Regions from separate parts of the Homo sapiens genome. Here region 2 is linked to region 1. A link is a loop called in an ENCODE intact Hi-C map of the cell type or tissue named here. Cell type or tissue: gastrocnemius medialis. All regions are shown on one strand. Links, peaks and the distances in the headings refer to the core of each region. The heading gives the core; the rest is flanking DNA.

Region 1 (9,808 bases), core at 2,028-7,027:
CCTATCTATATATCCATGGGCAAATTTCTTAACCTTAATTTCCCTAAGACTCAATTTTCCCATCACTAAAATTAGAATAATAACTGTCACAAAATTATTATGAGGATTAAATAAGATGGATATATGTGAAGTGCTTAGATCTGTGACTACATATAGTAACTCTCAATAAATGCTATTCTTTATTATCATTATTATTAGGGTTTTAAGGTTCACAGAGCACTGTCATATGTATTTTCTCATTGGAATTAATTAGTGTTGACATACAATGCAAGTTAGGGGTGCGAAAGTAGATGGATAAGGGAAGAGACTGGTGAATGAGAGGTCCCTTCTTCCTCCTTGCTCTGGCATCTAACGTTAGATTAAATTTCTAAGCCGTGCCCGAACTCTGGATCTCATGCTCTCTCCTTTTCTCTCCCACTGGCTTTCCTCTTCCATCCTCTTAACTCTGTGGCTGGAATGTCCCGACGTGAGGCTCATCACTGCTCCAGCACAACCCCCTCCCCTTCACTTCGTCATCCAACCTTTCTCCATCTCAATCAGAAGATAGCTAAACCCCATTGAGGGCAGCAGGTGCACAGCCCACAGTGCTCACTGTTGGAGCAGGGCCTCTCTGGAGGAAATGCCCAGAGCAGTGGGAGGACTGGGAGAAAGCCTCAGTGTCACCCACAATGTTTCCCTGTTTCCTCTTCCTTGGGACTCCCCTTGTGGTGTGGCTGGGGAAATCCAGCCCAGTCATCTCTGAACTAAGAGCTTGATCTTCCAGTCTGGTTGCTTTGGGTGGGTAGAGCAGGCTGAAGTGACTGTCCCCACCCACACCCAACATTTCATGTTCATCTACTCAAACCCTCCAAAATGTTCTGTTCTTTTGGAGGACCACCCCTGCAATCTCCCAAATTAGCCAGAATGACAGATTCACACATGGAGCAGTTATGTTTGGCATACTTTTTCTGTAAGGTCCTCTAGTCACTATTAAAGATGATCACCCCTACTGGTTTCCCCTCCAGACTCCTGAGAATCACTGAGAGAGGTGGTTGTGGCTCAACCCCATACTAGGCCATTTAAAACAAGGTTATTTGGCCAGGTGCAGTGGCTCATGCCTATAATCCCAGCAATTTGGGAGGCTGAGGTGGGCAGATCACCTGAGGTCAGGAGTTCGAGACCAGCCTGGCCAACATGGTGAAACCCCATCTCTACTAAAAAATACAAAAATTAGCCGGGCATGGTGGCAGGTGCCTGTAATCCCAGCTACTTGGGAGGCAGAGGCAGGAGAATCGTTTGAACCTGGAAGGTGGAGGTTGCAATGAGCTGAGATTGCACCACTGTACTCTAGCCTGGGTGACAGAGCGAGACTCCATCTCAAAACCAAAAAAACCAAAAAACCAAGGTTATTAAAGAGGTTAATCGGACCTCCTTAGCACTCTGGAGTGGGCAAAAAGAAAAAAAAGAGGTTAATTAGTAGCATATAATCAATAATGCATTAAATCAGTAGATGAACCATGGAAACTGAAAATTCCCTGTGCCACCAAAGTCCCTTTCTTTTGAATGCCCTTCACCTTGCTTATGGCTGATGATGAGGTCAGAAGTCTTTCTACTGGGGCTTCTGTCTACAGCCTCCACCAGGTGCCTCTGATCCATTTTTGCCTCTAGCGCTTGACTTGGACCTCAGCTGTGGATTCTGCTTCTACTTGTGCCACCTCAGACGCATCCTCAATTGAGTTTTCAGCTACTTAAAAAGTTTGAAACTCACAGCCTACATGCAGAACATTCAAACTCTTAACCTACAGGAAGTCCAAAATCTGCACGTCAGTTCCCTTGGTATAGATGCCCTTTTCATCTCCGGATCCAATATATTAACCCTAGCTATCAAGTTTTTTTCCAGGAAATGAAACCAACTTCTGGGTTGGTGCCTTTGAAAGATCCTTAAACATAATCACATGTGCGAAGACCTTTTTCCCAAATAAGGCAACATTTGCAAGTTCCAAGGATATCTTTGAATGGCCATTACCCAGCTGACTACAGCTGCTATCATTGGCTGAGCTGGAGGATCTGTGGACTAATAGTAAGAAGGGATGGGGGAAAATCTTCCAAGAAATAGACGACTATATTGAAAGCAATTAATCTCTGGATGAGTTATTTCTTTCTGTACAATTTTTCTCCATTTTCTAAGCTCAAAGCAATGCACAGTTAATACTTGTATAATAAGAAGTATTATAGGGGAAAAAATTGTAATGTAGATCATTTATTGACATTGAAATAGTTCCGTAATCACTAAATGAAAAAAAAAGCTACAAAACAATGTAAATTTTGATGATTTTTGTTTTAAAATATACACACACATAAAGTAAAAAATAGTGAAAGTGCATGCATCAAAATGTTAATAGTAGCCGGGCCTGGTGGCTCACGCCTGTAATCCTAACACCTTGGGAGGCTGAGGCAGGAGGATTGCTTGAGCCCAGGAGTTCAAGACCAGCTAGGGCAACACAGGGATACCTTGTCTCTACAAAAAATTTAAAAATTTAGCCAGGCATGGTGGTGTGTGCCTGTAGTTTCAGTTACTCAGGAGGCTGAGGTGGGAGGATCGTTTGATCCTGGGAGGTTGAGGCTGCAGCAAGCCACGATTATGCCATGGTACTGCAGCCTGGGCAACAGAGCCAGACCTTATCTCAAAGAAAAATTTTAAAAAAAGTTAATAGTGCTTACCTTTGAGTTGTAGAATTATGACTAATTTTTGTTTTACATTGTATTTCTGGTGTTTTCAAATTTTCTGCATCAATTACTCATAAATTTTATAATGAGATAAAAAGATAAGTATTATTTTTAAAAATAAGAGAGGCCAGGCATAGTGGCTTATGCCTGTACTCCTAGCACTTTGGGAGGCTGAGGCAGGAGGATCACTTGATCTCAGAAGTCTGAGACCAGCCCAGACAACATAGTGAGACTCCATCTCTACAAAAAAATTATTTTAAAAAAATTAGCTGGACTTGTGGCATGCAACCACAGTGCCAGCTACTTGGGAGACTGAAGTGGAAGGATCACTTGAGCCTGGGAGGTCGAGGCTGCAGTGAGCCATGATCGTAGCTACTGTACTCCAGCCTGTGTGACAGAGCAAGACCCTGCCTTTAAATAATAAATAAATAGAATAAAATAGGAGATATTAGAAATTAGAAGTATGTAAATGATAGGATAAGAAGTTATTGTGTTAGAACCCATAGGCCTTCATATTAAATTATTTTAATATCAGATGGCATGCTAGAATAATAATGTGACTCCTATAACTGGAACCATAGAATAGAATTTTTTAAATGCTCTCTGAATGTATAAAGAAAAAATAAGATTTAATTGTGACATTCTGACACCCACATGCTAGGGTAAGTTCAACACCTGTGCAGGCTGCCTTCCCTCCCAGACAGTTGTGTCTGAACACCACCGTGGACTAAAACTAACAAAACTAACAATTTATGATATTGGCACCCTTCTTCCCTATGTCATTCACAGGTCTGCTTCATTCCTACGGATTAAACACCTCTCCAGGATCCTAGATTCAAGCCATTGCTTCTCGCATTTCCACCTTCTCACTCCTAAATTAAATGAGGGCTGGCTCTGTCCAAGAACACAATCTTTACTTTGTAGAGAAGGTATCTACCTCACAATTGGCTTTGCATTTCTCCAAATTCCAGACTTCTGCTGGCAGGATGTTCTAGTCCCAAAAGTGACTCCTGGCGAGGCCAGATTCTGTTCCCACCATAAGGGATGGAGCCTCACAAATATGCAGCTATGTGCCTTTGTAGTCTCAGCCTCTCAAGAGTACATTTTCTTTAGAAATAGTTATCCATCTCTGCCTGTTGGTAATCACTAATTAAAGGTTTGGGTAAGATTTCCTCGCAGCAAGAATCCTGCTATGAATTTCCTTCCTCCTAAATCTTAGTCCCTTGCGAGACCACACCAGATGCCAATCTTGTACAATTAGGAGGTGGATTCAGAATCTGCCAGGATTCTGAATCCTGCATGTGACTGCACAAGCTTCTCATCCAACACATACACAGAGGACGCTGGACAAACGCCTATGCTTTGCTGCCAGTTCATGCTGGGCTCCAAACCCTATCAGATCTCTTGCCTCAGCAGCTGGACTGAACAAAGTGGACTCCCTGAGGTTACTTTTGCCCTCCTGACTTGAGAACGTCCCAGACACCAATCCCAAGGCAGTGAAGAGATGAAAAGATGAAAGCATTACAAGAGTTAACAAAAGCCGAGTCGCCAGAGGTCACTGACGGGGAAAGTCTCTCAGCCCACTTCTGTTTATAACCACTTTATTCCTTCAACAGAATCCCCTGCAGAATCATTTCTCTAAAACCTCCATCTATATCTGAAATCCCCATTTTGTCCTGGAGTCTCTTCAGAGATCTTTTTTCTTTGGAAGGAAGGACGGAAGCCTTGAGCACCCCCTGGAGGTAGGCGTGTGCTAGTAAGCGTCTCCTTGGACTGTGGTTCTTTTTGTACCAGTTGGTAGTAGCTTTCGTACCAGTTCGTTGATACTTTTGTCACCTGGATTGCTGACTTTCGCTGGTTTCCAGTGCTGCCTCTAGGTGACCTATCTACAACTTCTATGACAGCTGACTGTCATAGGGGCTTCCACCTTCTTTGTATTCTAGCCTTGATAAGGGGAAGGATCCCTTGCCCTGCTGCAGAAATAAAACAGCCTGTTTCTCAGCCTTGTCCTCCATTTTCTCCTGTAAGACAGTTTGTTACTCATACAATTCTACTTGACATCTCTCCAACTTGCGTTGCTCCCTTCTTCTGTATCCTTATTACTGCTCTTCAATTTGTGTAAAATTATTGTCCTACCTTCAGCCCTTATCCTTATGAAAACCTTTTCCATTCTTTAAAAGCCCAGTTCACTGGCCACTTTCCCCACACCTACCTCTGAAATCCTGTAAAACTTATTTACAAAGTTCTTATCATACACTGCCTTGTATTTTAGTTATATCTGTATATATTATCTTACTGTATCCAACCAATTACCCAGCACGGTGTCTAAGATGCAGTATTCAGTTAATAATCATTAGATAAAAGTTGAATTAAGTTGTTGAGGGCTGTTTTCAAACACCCAATTTTCTAAGAATAGAGAAAACATTACTGTTAAAGATGAAAAAATACAAAGAAAGGAAGAAATAGAAGAAAGAGATGGGGCAGACAGAGATACAGGAAAGAATGGTGACTATGTAACTATAAGTCATGACGAATTCTCTCCTGAGAATACCAGTATGTTATAGAAAGAACACTGACTAAGTGTCAGAAAACTCAGCTCAAGTCCCATTTGGTTTTTAATGAACTGAATGATCACTAACCTACTCTCTGGGCCTCAGCGTTTTCTCTAAAGAACCAAAGCAGTGGGTTATATGACCTCTGAAGTTTATTACCATGTTGACATTGTATGACCATCTCTCTATTCAAGCATAGTGGTAGGATGGCGCTCAGATTGCACCTGTCACAGAGACTGGCATACTATGTGTGCTAATAAGTGCCAGTTCCTCTTTTCTTCGCACATAATGGAAATATTCTGCAACATTCTCAATTTTAATAAGGAGAAAAGTTCATCTTTATCCATTGAGGATAACATGGTAAAAGAGAATTGTACTACGTATTTAATTTAATTTTATGGAAGAATTTTTCAGTGGTTAAGTCTATTTTTAATTCCAGGTCTTGCCATATGCTGTTTCAAGGGGAAGCTTCTATTCTACAACAAACTACTTTTTGAGTCAAATGAAGAACTGAAAAATAGTTAGGCTTAAACAAATTCTTAGTCAACCACATCATGGTCTGGAAAGACACAAAAATCATTTGGCAAAGATTGCTCTAAATACAGTGAGAAAGGAGAAAGGCAGCAGGTGATGCCAATCAAAAAGGAGAATGCACTTTGGGAGGCTGAGGCGGGTGGATCACAAGGTCAGGAGATCGAGACCATCCTGGCTAACACAGTGAAACCCTCTCTCTACTAAAAATACAAAAAATTAGCCAGGCGTAATGGCGGGCGCCTGTAGTCCCAGCTACTCCGGAGGCTGAGGCAGGAGAATGGTGTGAACCCGGGAGGCAGAGGTTGCAGTGAGCTGAGATGGCGCCACTGAACTCCAGCCTGGGCGACAGAGCTGGACTCCGTCTCAAAAAAAAAAAAAAAAAAAAGGAGAATGACTTTAAATAAGATATTAGGAGATTCTGGAGAATTAAACTAAAGTTTTTGGAACCTATGACAATTGCAGATGTTCAGATTAATATGTGTAGGAACAACTTTTGTATCCGTGATTTTAAAGGAATAAGGAGTTCTATTTGTGGGACTTTTCACATTTACTAAACTTTAGTTCTTTATTTTTCTAAAAACTGATTTAATTTCACTATTTTATCAGGATGTTTTCCTGACTTACTTAAAAGAAGTCTAAACTACCTGCCATTCCTGCAAAAACATGGTGTTCTTTCACTCGTCTGTGTTTTTGTGGGTGCTGTTTCCTTCTCCTGGAAGTCCTCCCTCCTATTCTACCCTCCAAAACCTATTTTAAATCTCTGTGAAGACATGCTGTACTCCAGTCAGCAAAGTAAGTTGCTCCACTGTGGTCCACCAGTCTTGGCTCATAGCTCTCTTATTTTCATAATCACTGAGGCCCTCACTGGGTGAACACCAGTTACACCCAGTTGGGCATCAGTGTAGGATTTGAGGAGGAAGCTGATTAGGACACCAGCACTCAATTATAAGAAGCTAGGAGCCTTTCTTTATTGAACATCTAATACTATTATCTGTTAAAAAACTTTATTTAATGTTTTCCTCTGATGCTGTTCTGAGTATATTCTGAGAGGCTCTTAATAGAAGTGAAATTGTGTGGGGGAGTGGGGGGGGGATCTACAAGAGGAGGGTGCTGAGATAGGAGGGTAAAGATAAGAAACTCCAGTCCCAGAAGTCTTTGCAAGATGCAAGATCTAAGTTTACCCATTCCCATATTCTCACTTAGTTGACCTTTTATGGTTCTTCAGATTTCAGCTTCCTCAGGAAAGTGTTTCATGATCTTTCTTTTGAGAACAATCACAACATCATAAACCTCTCATCCATAGTATTTAACATAGTTGTAAATGTATCTGTATATGTGATTTTTTGATGGGCATCTGTTTCCACTAGCAGACTCATGAAAATAGAGACTTATATCTGGTTTTGCTCACCATTATTCTCTAGGATAAAACCTGGTACATAGTACGATTTCAATATTAGCAGAGCAAATTAATATTTTTGCATAAAAGGCAGTAGGGTAAACCAAATTGAAACATGGATTTGAAGGAACTGCTTAAAGTAACTTATCAGTATTGCTAATCATCAACGACAGAATCCGACAGGTTTGAGAATTTTGTGAAACGGCATGAAAGCTTTTTCCCTCCTGACAACAAACATATGGTATCTTTTCCAACATCACTTCTTCAGCTCTCTGACATCAATTGACTGTCCAACAATTCAATTAATTTCTGACATTATCTACCTGGAGTTAGCATCAGATCCCATAATTCAAAGGGTTCAGTCCTACAAGACTGCCCCCACTTCAAATGCTGTTTGCAAGTTTTGGGCCACCAGTACTTCTGACTAACCAGCTGTAAATCAGGGTTCCTTTGACCCCCTCCTCATGTTTGACAATTTGCTAGAAAGCTCACACAACTTAAAAAGGCACTTTGCTTATGTTTACTGGTTTATTATAAAGGATACAAATGAACAGCCAGATGGAGAAGTATATAAGGTGAGATTCAGAAGGGAATGTGCAGGAGCATCTGTCCCCGTGGAGCTGGGGTGCACCACCCTCCCAGTACGTTGGGTGTTCACCATCCTGGAAGCTCCCTAAACCCCATTGTTTAGGGGGTTTTTGTGAAGGTTTCATTACATAGGCATGGTTGATTAAATCATTGGGAAATGGTAAACAAATTTCATCTCCAACCCCTCTCTCCTCCTTGGAGGCTGAGGGTTAGGGCTAAAATTCCAAGCTTCTAACCAAGGCTTAGATATTCTGGCAATCAGCCCCCATTCTGAAGCAGCTGTCTAGGGGCCAAGAGCTGCTTCATTAGAACAAAAGATCCTCGCATCATCCTTATTACCCAGGAAATTCCAAGGGTTTTAGGAGCTCTGTGCCAGGAACAGGGACAATAACCAAATATATTCCTACGGTACCACAGGGTGGCAATAAATTTAAAAGTGTACATTTAAGGGTATATACAGTTAATAAGTAGGCTGTAATCATGATGCCAACAATGTTGTTAACCAAGGTTTCAAGGTAATGACAAATCATTAGGTTGCACTTGCATTTCATTGTAATTTATTAATACTAACTTCTTGAATAGACATATTAATGACATCAGCATGCCTTCACTCAGTAATTACAACCCTCTCCTTCCCACTCCATCTAGCCCCAACACCATCTTATTCTGAGTCATTTATTTGATAATTAGATGTACAGACACCCATGAGAATATGTAGCTAAATAAAAATTCTGATGCTGTGTTCCTGATAGCTTTTCTAAGGAGGCAGAGATAGATGACTTTTAACAACCATGGCCCATTCACAAGACTTACAAGTTTAGACCTCAACTTCCTTTGCTTTTCCTATTCTCCAACACTTAACATAGTAAAACATACTTTCTGGTACAAACTATAAATAAGTTGACAATTTAAAGGAATAAGTTAGACCTTATCAACCTATATACTGCAACTCAACTCAAAACTGATACTGACAGAGTAATAGAAAGCAAATCACATACAATCTATAGATTGAGACATTCAGTCATTAATTCCCTCAACAAATATGTGTTGAATGCCTCCTATATACCTGACTCTAGACATATAGGAGACCTATACGAGGTGTATAGGACATGAAGTGAATTCAACATGTAACCTGCTTTCATAAAACTCCCAATCCTGTTGAGGAGAGAAAAAAATCCATAATTAAAACTAAGATAAAAGAAGGGTTCTACTAAAGTGTAGGAAAAAGGCAACCAACTCAGGTTAGGTGGCTAGGAGAGATTTTCCTGGCAAGCTACGTTTTGAAGGATGAGCTAAATGAAAAGAGTGAGGTAGGAATAAGAGGGGATTTTAAACAAAAGGAAACATATATTATGGAGATCACAACTTAACCAGTAAGCTGTCATTTATTACACGTCTCCTTAAAAAGTTTCAACCTGTGAACATTCAGAAATACAAAGCTCTGCTCTGGAGCAAAGATACATCAACTATTTCAGGCATGCCAGGAGTTAGTGGTCAGGTAGGGTCATTTTAGCCCTAGCCATGTGACCATTGGGTTATTCCTCAGTCTAATGCCTACCATGAGTGAAGTCGGCAGAGCAAGGACTTGAAGTAAGCTGGAGGTAAGCTGGAGTGTGAAGTGTGAAATGAACTGTATGTGCCCCTTGCAAGGGTGAGCAGCCACAGTGCCAGCTGATGTTACCTTGTCAGAATGTAGCTTCAGTATTGCTATGGCTTTGTTTTTCTTTCAACTTGCAAATGCTGATAACTAATACAAAATTTTAAACTGTTGTCTGCAAACATAGTCTTGGTCCAAAAGCTCCTTCAGCTGATAAGCAACTTCAGCAAAGTCTCAGGATATAAAATCAATGTGCAAAAATAAGTAGCATTCCTACACACCAACAACAGTCAAGTTGAGAGCCAAATCAGGAATGCAATCCCATTCACAATTGCCACACACACACACACACACACACACACAACCTAGAAATACAGCTAAGGGAGGTAAAAGATCTCTACAAGGAGAACTACAAAACACTGCTCAAAGAAATCA
Region 2 (9,808 bases), core at 2,660-7,659, 620 kb before region 1:
AAGGGCTTATTCCTAAAATAATCTTTTAGAATTTTTTTTATATTCTCTCTCTCTCTCTCTCTATATATATATATATAAATTCCCTGAAAGTAGTTCAACAACAAAAAGTAAAATTCAAGGCTATAATATTAATAATACTAGTTTGCTTGCTATAGGAAAACCTAGATGAGAAAGCCTATTGCTTTTTTGCCAGCTACCACATATTAGTTACAGTGATCATCACCAAATTTTCACTTATTATGTACTTAACAGAAATCACCAGATCCTTTCACACTCCCAACAATAGCTTTGGGGTTTCACTATCTCACTATATAGGGAAATCTCATATGCACTCAAAATAAAAGATTTTTTTCCTATATTAGCTACAGCACAAATAATAGCATCCTTCATTTAGAAACAACCAGCCTCATACTCATCTAAAGCACATAAATTTAGTTAAATGGTGCCATCTGGTGACATAAATCTTGCAGTAAATATAAAAGTCCTGAGTCAGAGTCCAGAATGATACCCAACCCTCTTGATGGCATCCAATCCAAAGTGTCTAATTTAACTTAAGAAATACTTGATCCTGCCTGACATGAAACACACAACTAATCACACTCAGTATATGGCCGTTTAACAAAGGGAATTATAACAATTGTTTGAGCCACATTTTATGCTCACCACTCTTGTTTCTCAACTCTTTGGAAGAGACTTGTATCTAACAGGATGCCCTATACAACTCCTAGAAGACATTTTAAAAGCATAAATATCAAGGACATTTTGAATCCCTGTTCCAGGCAGATCCATTTCCTCACTCTCCTTTGAACGTACATCAATGTGTATAATTTTCAACACTTCAAAATGTCACTTCCTTAAGAAAGCTGTCGACCAGGTGTGGTGGCTCACGCCTGTAATCCCAGCGCTTTGGGAGGCCAAGGCAGGCAAATCACAAGCTCAGGAGTTCAAGACCAGCCTGGTCAACATGGTGAAACCCCGTCTCTACTAAAAAAAAATACAAAAATTAGCTGGGCGTGGTGGCACATGCCTGTAGTCCCAGTTACTCAGGAGGCTGAGGCAGAAGAATCCCTTGAATGGGAGGTGGAGGTTGCAGTGAGCCAAAGATCAAGCCACTGCACTCCAGCCTGGGTGACAGAGCTAGACTTCATCTCAAAAAAAGAAGGAGAAAGCTGTCCCTGTTTCTACTGTTAAGGTTAAGCCTCTCATTCATAGCCAACTCTACTTCTTCTTTGTATATAAACTCTTGACGAAATTTTGTTTAATGCTTGTCTCCCCAGTGTGTATCATAGCGTTTGGCAAAGTGTTCAATAAATATCCTGTGAACGAATTAATGTGTAAATGGATGGTGAAAACATCCTTCTCTACTCTCTCTTCTAATGCAAATCCTATTAATAACAAGGCTCAGCTCAAGTTTACATTTTATATAAAACCTTCTCTAGCAACAACAATGTACAATAAGCCCATGCTTCTCCTATGCCATTTTAGTCTAGCCCCAAAAATTTAGTCCTCCACTATATGATGTTTTGTATTGTTTTTCATGTACATAAATATTACTTTCTTAATTGACCTTAAGCTCCTTAAGTGTAGGCATTTGGTCTTAATAGCATCCATCTGCATAAGTCTATGTAAATAAGTAAACACTTCATAAATACTTTGATAACTATTATTATTCAATTGCAATAACTAAAACACTTGTACTCTTTTTATTTAAATAAGTATTGTAAACAAATAAGTAGAAACATAATAGACCTTAGCAACTAAGAATTTCACCTTCACTGTTTTGAACAGTCAAGACTTATTTAAAGATCCATGATATGTAATTTGTTTGTTTCAACTGAAGCACATGCTTTGAGATTGTGAGTGGCAGCAAGCATTACCTAGGAAATGCCTCTCTCACATGGGCCAGCAACAACATATCAATGTAGCTTTATCCATAGAGATACTTATTGTAACAGAATTCTATCCATAGAATAATTATTGTAACATAAGTAGAAACTATCTTGTAACATAAATAGAAACTATCATTAATTATCCAAAGAGAAAAAAATCCCTTAAATGTTTTAGATATTCTATTGTAAGGCTGGGTGTGGTGCCTCATGCCTGTAACCCCAGCACTTTGGAATGCCAAGGTGGGAGAATCACTTGAGCCCAGGAGTTCAACACCAGCCTGGGCAAAATGGTGAAGTCTCCTTTCCGCAAAAAAAATTCAAAAATTAGCCAGGCATGACTGCGCATACCAGTAGTCCCAGGTACCAGGGAGGCTGAGGTGGGAGGATTGCTTGACCCCAGAAAGCAGAGGTTGCAGTGAGCTGAGACTGCACCACTGCACTCTAGCTTGGGCAACAGACAAGACTGAGAAAAAAGAAAGAAAAGAAAAAAAAAGAAAAGAAAAGAAAAAAGAAGGAAGGAAGGACGGAAGGAAAGAAAGGAGGGAGGGAGGGAAGGAAGGAAAATAAAAAGAAAATTAAAAATAAAAAGATATGCTACTATATTTTAAAAAGAAAATTGGACACCATAATGATAATTGTGAGTTTATGGATTACAAAGTACTCAAGATATGTCCCAGAATGATAATGGCTCATTATAGTCGTTACAGATTAAATCAGATCCTATAAAACACAAGAAGGAAAAAATGCCACTGTCATATTCTCCCAAGTTTAGTAATAATATTCACACACTGTTAATATATTACTTTCCCTGAATGGCCAAATACCTAACCATTTAGAACATAGGTTTTCAAATTTTAACATGCCTCAGAATCACCTGAAAGGATTAGTAAAGTACCATTTGCTGAGCCCTACTTCCAGAGTTTCTTATTCAGTCAGTAGGTCTAGGGTGAGAACCAAGAATTTGCAATTCTAACCAAGTTCACAGGTGACTAGTGCTGAGGTCCAAGAACCACATCTTGAGAATCTCTCTTTTTGAAGATTACAGCCAGGTTGTTTCACCATTAATCTTTAAATGGGTTAACAAAAAAAGATATAAATAAACTAAAAGAATAATAAATACAGCCAAGTTGCTCCAAATTCACACAACTGTAGGGGCCTTCACACCCACTATTTAAATAATCCTTCACTTCCTTATGATCAGATGGCAAAAAATACACATTATGATTAATAATTAAGACCAAAATAGCCGTGATATATTCAAAGAGATGTTATTTTGAAATAAAATTACTACATTCGAATTACTATTAGGAAAATATGTAGGGTTTTTTTTACTCAAACTAAAACTCTTATACATATTTATTTTATAGACCTTACCATCATTATAATTGAATAATAATTAATTGTGTGTTTAATGTCTCTTTTCCCCTACTTGTCCATAAGGGTATTGACTGTCCTCTATAGCTTACTGTTGTATCCCTATTGCATAGCACAATGTCCAACACATAACTGGTATTTTTAAAAGAAGTGTTGATAAATGAATAAAAATTTATTAAAAGTCTATTATAATTATTAAAGGTCCACATTATGGGGATATAAAAAGGGGCAGAAGTATATTCGATTTACCATAAGGCAATGTGATAAATGCTTTTTAGTAATATGAAAAAAATGCTATGAGATACAATGAAAGGGCTAGTTAAAGCTGCCAGCAAGTAGGAATGTGTTAGAAGGCTTCAACAAAGAGATGATAAATCCCAATATGTAATACATCTGCTGTATCACCCCTATTGCTAGTAATCTCCAAAATCCACAAGGTTCTCTGTTAAGATTTATGGAAATGAAATGTACTCTATTCTAACACAAAGTCTAACATGTAAGGTTTAACTGCCTCCATTAAACAAGATAAGCCCTTTTCTAAGATTTTGCCACTGGTAGAGTTTTTTTAAAGTATCATTTACCGCTTGTTCTCCTCTAATTTCCCTCTAATTCCTCTCCAAAAAATTCCCCCTCACACACTGGGAAGAAATATAAGGCAATAAGTTAGATAAACAAGACTAATATGATTTTAGAAGGGGTTGAAATCTGTGAAATATATCTATAGTTATTTCCATACTTTATAAGTAATGACTAAAGAATAACACATAATTTTCAATAAGTTACAAAAAACATTTGTGTTACATATCTAAAATTTAACTAACCCATAATATTATTTATTTAAAGTCTTCAAAAACAATTATGGTGGTAATATAGTTGTTTAAAAATTAAAAGTCAATTTAGAAGTACAAAAATAATTTTTAAAAATGATTCAAGGCCGGGCACGGTGGTGCATGCCTGTAATCCCAGCACTTTCGGAAGCCAAGGCCAGCAGATCACAAGGTCAGGAGTTCGAGACCAGTCTGACCAACATGGTTAAAGCCCGTCTCTACCAAAAATAAAAAAATTAGCCAGGAGTGGTGGTGCATGCCTGTAATCCCAGCTACTCGGGAGGCTGAGGCAGGAGAATCGCTTGAACCAGGAGGCAGAAGTTGCAGTGAGCCGATATCGCACCACTGCACTCCAGCCTGGGCAACAGAGTGAGACTCTGTCTCAAAAAAAAAAAAAAAAAAAAAAGATAAATCTTGCTTCTTTATCACCTAACTGAAGAACTGAAGAATAAATAACCTAATAAAAGTGCCTTGAAAATCTTAATGTTTTATATATTCTAAATAAAAGAGATTTACATATTCTAAATTAATTTGTAAAATATCACAGAATTCCAATTCCATCTAAATGTGCAGCTTCTAGTATATTGCCATTTTAGGTTTGTTTTGTTTTGGAATATTAATGAACACTGATTATTATTATTTTATTTAGCTATTCTAAACAAAGAGACATAAATTAATCATAAAATATTATGGAATTCCAATTCTCTTATATTCAAATTCTGGAAAGTGTTGATGCTGTAATCATCTTAAAACTTTATTCATTTGGATAAATGTTTCCTTAGTATTACCACAAGATGTCACCCTAAGCCTAGCATCTAAATGTGCAGCATCTAGCATATTGCTGTTTCAGGGTTTTTTTTATTTTTTGCATTTGGTTTGGGCACACTAATGAACACCAATTGCTGTCTTTCAAAAAATTAAAGTGACTTTTTCTACTCTCAGTTATTGGCAAATAAAAAATCAAAATAAATAATACAGGGACTCTAGAAGAAAGGAGGAAGAAAGTTAATCAAACAGTTCATTCTCCATGCTTATCAGGTATCTTGTTACTTACCATAAAAGCAATGTATTTAACCATTGAATTTTATATGATTTTACTTTATTTTCAAAAATATTAAAAATTAATAAATGTTACTTTTATAATCAAAGTTATGTTACAAAATACCAGTCACAGTTATGTACACAGAATTCCTCAAAGAAGATACCATTTAAAACATGCTAGTATTTTTTTAAGCATATGATGAAGGACCACAAAAGGAAGACATTATTCATTTTATGGTGATGCTTTTCAGCTGGGGGCAGTGGCTCAAGCCTATAATCCAAATACTTTGGGAGGTTGAGGTGGGAGGATCACTTGAGCCCAGGAGTTCAAGACCAGCCTGGGAAACATAGCGAGACCCCATCGCTACTAAGAATTGAAAAATAAGGGTCAGGTGCAGTGATTGACGCATGTAATCCCAGCACTTTGGGAGGCTGAGGTGGGTGGATCATGAGGTCAGGAAATCAAGACCATCTTGGTCAACATGGTGAAATCCCATCTCTACAAAAAATACAAAAAATTAGCCAGGTGTGGCAGCACGCACCTGTAATCCCAGCTACTCAGGAGGCTGAGGAAGGAGAACTGCTTGAACCGGGAGGCAGAGGCTGCAGTGAGCCCAGATTGTGCCACTGCACTCCAGCCTGAGCGACAGAGCGAGACTCCATCTCAAAAATAAATAAAACAAAATAAAATAGAGTGATGATTTTCATCTGTAGAGAGAGGGACTGGCTTCCTTGTCACATGTAAATATTACAGCATGTTCTGCAGTAATGGTATTTTATTATCCATTTGTGTTTTCTACATTATGATTCTCTTCTATTTCTACAGCTAATGAGAGTCGTGCGAGGTACTATTTCAATGTGTTGGCTATGTATTGGCCAGAATAATGGGTGAAACCACTATCTTGCACTACTTGTAACAGGAAAAAAAAGGGTAGGATGGGGTGGGGGAGTTGGTTCAAACAGAATGCAAATTATAGACCATAACAATGCGCTATATTTCAATGGCTCCCTACCTATCCTTTACAAAGATATAAATCTTCTCTAGGATGCACAAGTCTACATGGCTTTTCTTCTTTTGTGTCCTTAAAGAAAATGCACAGTAAGACCGCCCAAACATTCAATAATAATAGATTACTAATCAGTACATAGGTGCCCACATTGAATTCAAAAGAAAATTATGTTTTGTTGTATAATGTTGCTCTCTTGTTTGCACTCTGGTTTATCCTAAAATGACTTTTAACGACCAGCTGAAGTAAATCTATCCATTCAAAGCTGGGCACTGGGATTACTTACATAACAGCTTTTTACAGATTATTGTTGCCTCTAATTTTACTAGAGAAATTCAAACTACATTATTGGCGTTAAGCCAAGATATTTATCATTCACTTAAAATAATGGCAAAATACAATTGTCACTCATTTGTCTTTGTATTCCCTGGGTAATGGTGTTACATTATCAAATGATTATATTATTAAAAATATAGTAGAGTTATCTAAATTATCCAACAATACCCTTTCTAAATCAAGTTCTCAAAAATGCAAATTCTCAAAAGACTTAGCCAGTCTTAAGTAAACACATCATACAAGTCTGTTAAGATACATTGCCATTTAGTTAATGACCTTTACTAATTATCAACTATTAATAAATATTAATTTTATCAAAAATTTGATGTTTAAAAATGTTCTCAAAAATATTATCTTTGCTGAATATAAGGTTTATTCAAATTCTGTAGGACTCCATTTAGAGTTTTTATTTAATACCAGCTAAGATGATTACAGTTATGTCATTAATTCTTGCTAGCCACAATAAAATATTTTTTAAAAGTTAATCCACAGGCAAAATAATCCTGTAAAGCTTTACACTTCTATTTTTATTCAATAGACCGATTTTCAAATTTTCAAAATTGAATAATTTTTAAAATTACATTCAAACTATAAAGTTGGAGTTTTTATCAAAAAGTACAGATATTTATAATGAAAACAAAGTATTTTCATAATTAAGCCTTATAAGTTCCTATTTTTTGATTTTATATCAATAATAACCAGCATGAAAAAGCAATGAAAATATCTAGGAGACTCAGTTATTTCTTTAAAATTATTTAAAATCAGTTATTTATTTAAATCTGGCAAAATATATTGTATAATTGAGTGGGTTTTTCATTGTTTAGTTAGTTGGTTGTTTTTTTGGGAAAAGTATTTGTTTATTTATATATTTTGTTAATTTATTTTACTTCCTAAAATATAAAAAAGAATTAAAAGCTATTTGCACAAATATAAGAGATGTATATAAAAAAAAATATATAAATAAACCATATCCTTAATTTTCTTTACAATCTTTAATAAATAGGAGAATAAACATAAGTTTAAACATTATATGGTTAGCTTCATGACAAATTGCTAAGAATTCCAAAGCACTGAGATTTTCATCAATAAACTTTTCAATTCTGGATCATAAACTTTCCTAAGACAAGCAAGAAAGATGAAAAGATGTTTTTATTTTTGTTTTAAGAAGAGAGTAAAAGTGTAACTTTGATTCTGAGTAGAATGTGAACCATCATTTTTATGTTACACAATTCCTTCCCTGAAGGAAGACAACTTCCTTCTTTAGCATATTTGTCCTCAATGTTTTATAACACACTACTCAGGGTTTTCTTCTGTGTAAACTTTTCTTCCTTTATGAAACATTCTTTCAATATTTATATCTTTCAATAACCTCTTTTTATTTATATTTTCAAACAATTCCTTTCTAGGTTAACCTTATATAAGGAAAAGGAAAACAAAAAACAAAATAAAACAAAACAAATCTTCCCTTCCAGTATTAAAGAAAATTATCCCAGTTTGAAACTTGGTTAACATCAGGTTCTTTGACCACATTATTCAAACTATCAAGCCCAATTCTGACCATTAAAATGATGAATAACTTTCATAATACATACCTAGCAAAGCTTGGAATAAGCTGCTCTTAAAGATACCCATCACCTTTTTAACCGCATTTTTCAACAGCTGCTCCTCTGGTTTCCTTAATTTTTTGCAGTATTCTTCCAGTAATGATAAAGCTCGGTCAGTATCTGAAAAACATGATATTATTATTATATTTTATGGTCTTAGCAAAATAGAAAACTAACATTAAACTATTCTATAATTGTGTTCCTAACTTAATGACATGAAATAACTTAATAAAATAATCATAATTTCTATAAACTACCATATGAAAATAATTATACTCAATGGCCAATTTCAACAATCCAGTTTTATTTCTATAGTCTTGTCTTCCAAAAGAATCCCTAACTGTAAAACAAAACAAAGAATTCAATCCTGGCCACGATGTTCAAGTTAGATATAACTCTCTCTTGTCAGAGACACTGACCTTAAAATTGATGACTTCCTGCAAAATAATATCCAACTTCCTTAACATGACCCTTGAGGCCTCCCTCCCATGATCAAATATTTTCAGCCTTATTTCCCACTATATAGTCCACACTCTCCAAACACACATACAGTGCCTAAGTCATACTGGATTACTCACTTTTCCCTTCCATTTTCCTCTACACGCATGCATGCGCAGACACCCACATACATACACACACGCATGCACGTGCACACTTGCTCTCTCCCCCACCTCTCTCTTTCTCTCTCTCTCTCTCTCTCTACTTTTTCTCACCTCTGTACTTTTCTTTGCTCCTACTGTTCTCTGTGCTGGTATTTCTTCCCCTATACCACTGTATATACTCCCTAGAATCAGCGTGCTATCTTGAAAAGGGGTTCTTGTCAGGCAAATCTAGGTATGACCCAGATCTTACTTACTAGCTGTGTGTGACCTTTAACACGTTCCTTAACCTCTCTGAGCTTCAGTTTCCTCACAGGTGTTATGATTAGACAATATATGCACAATCCCTAGCACAATATCCAGCACACAGAAAATAATCAAGTAAGTCAACTGAACACCTACTTTCTCTTCATTCAGATCTAACTCAAATGCTCTCTCTTCCATAAAGCCATCTCTGATGGTTAAAATTAATCATCATTCCGTCTTCTTCTAAACCACTTTGCCTATACGAATTTGTCGGCAGTCTTAAACCCATATCTTATTATTTTATGACTTCTTGAATAATGTCTTCATCCTTCACAAGACAAAACATCCTTGAAAAAGTCACTAGAGTTATACAACCTTTGTGTTTAGGTGATAATTGTCTTTGAATTTAAAAGCCCTCCTTCCCTTCCAATCTATCACTTTCAAAAAAGCCTAAATACCAATTATAATAACAATAGCTTATATTTATTTTCTATTTCCTCCTTTCTCTTGAACCTTCCAACTCTTCTTCCTCATGGCCATTCTCAGCTGATGGTATTACTTCCTATTACATGGAAAATCAGAAGGCAGATTCCACAAGCTCCTAACATAACATCTACTGACTTACCTGTAACTGCACCCACATAGTCTGCCTTCCCTTATATTACTATGAATAAAGAATTTGTTTCTAAGGTCAACTCCTCTCTTGAGCACTGGAATATATCCTCTCTTGCTTACTCAAGGAAATTGTTCCATTATCAATTGCTTTCTTTTCCACTCAATCATCCCATCATTACTAAATCCAGCAGTCAATTATCAATCATTTCATTTGGCCCATAAGCATCATTTGATATTGTCACACTCTTGAAAACACTTTTTTCACTAGGC

The links. Hi-C counts contacts between places; a loop is a spot of excess contacts. Peaks named below come from ENCODE experiments on the same cell type or tissue, not always from the same donor. Only the 100,000 strongest peaks of a DNase experiment are listed, where the experiment ranks them.
Region 2: it touches region 1 in a loop (4-fold over the local background); 17 of 110 quality-filtered maps call a loop at or near these places.

Annotation. Positions count from the first base shown.
Region 1 is chr11:86,214,213-86,224,020 of GRCh38, forward strand. No RefSeq gene overlaps it. Among named protein-coding and RNA genes, the nearest start is that of LINC02695, 26 kb to the left of the region's middle. RefSeq lists an enhancer at 682-771. In gastrocnemius medialis, for the core only: a CTCF peak has its summit at 4,446 (motif pointing left); a DNase peak (open chromatin) is centred at 4,459; H3K4me3 peaks cover 752 bases.
Region 2 is chr11:85,590,591-85,600,398 of GRCh38, forward strand. It overlaps DLG2 (discs large MAGUK scaffold protein 2), which reads right to left. Exons shown (of 28, transcript NM_001142699.3): 3 at 8,067-8,198. The coding sequence starts at 8,106. Among named protein-coding and RNA genes, the nearest start is that of DLG2, 32 kb to the right of the region's middle. In gastrocnemius medialis, for the core only: a CTCF peak has its summit at 4,901 (motif pointing right); no DNase peak of the experiment used is centred there.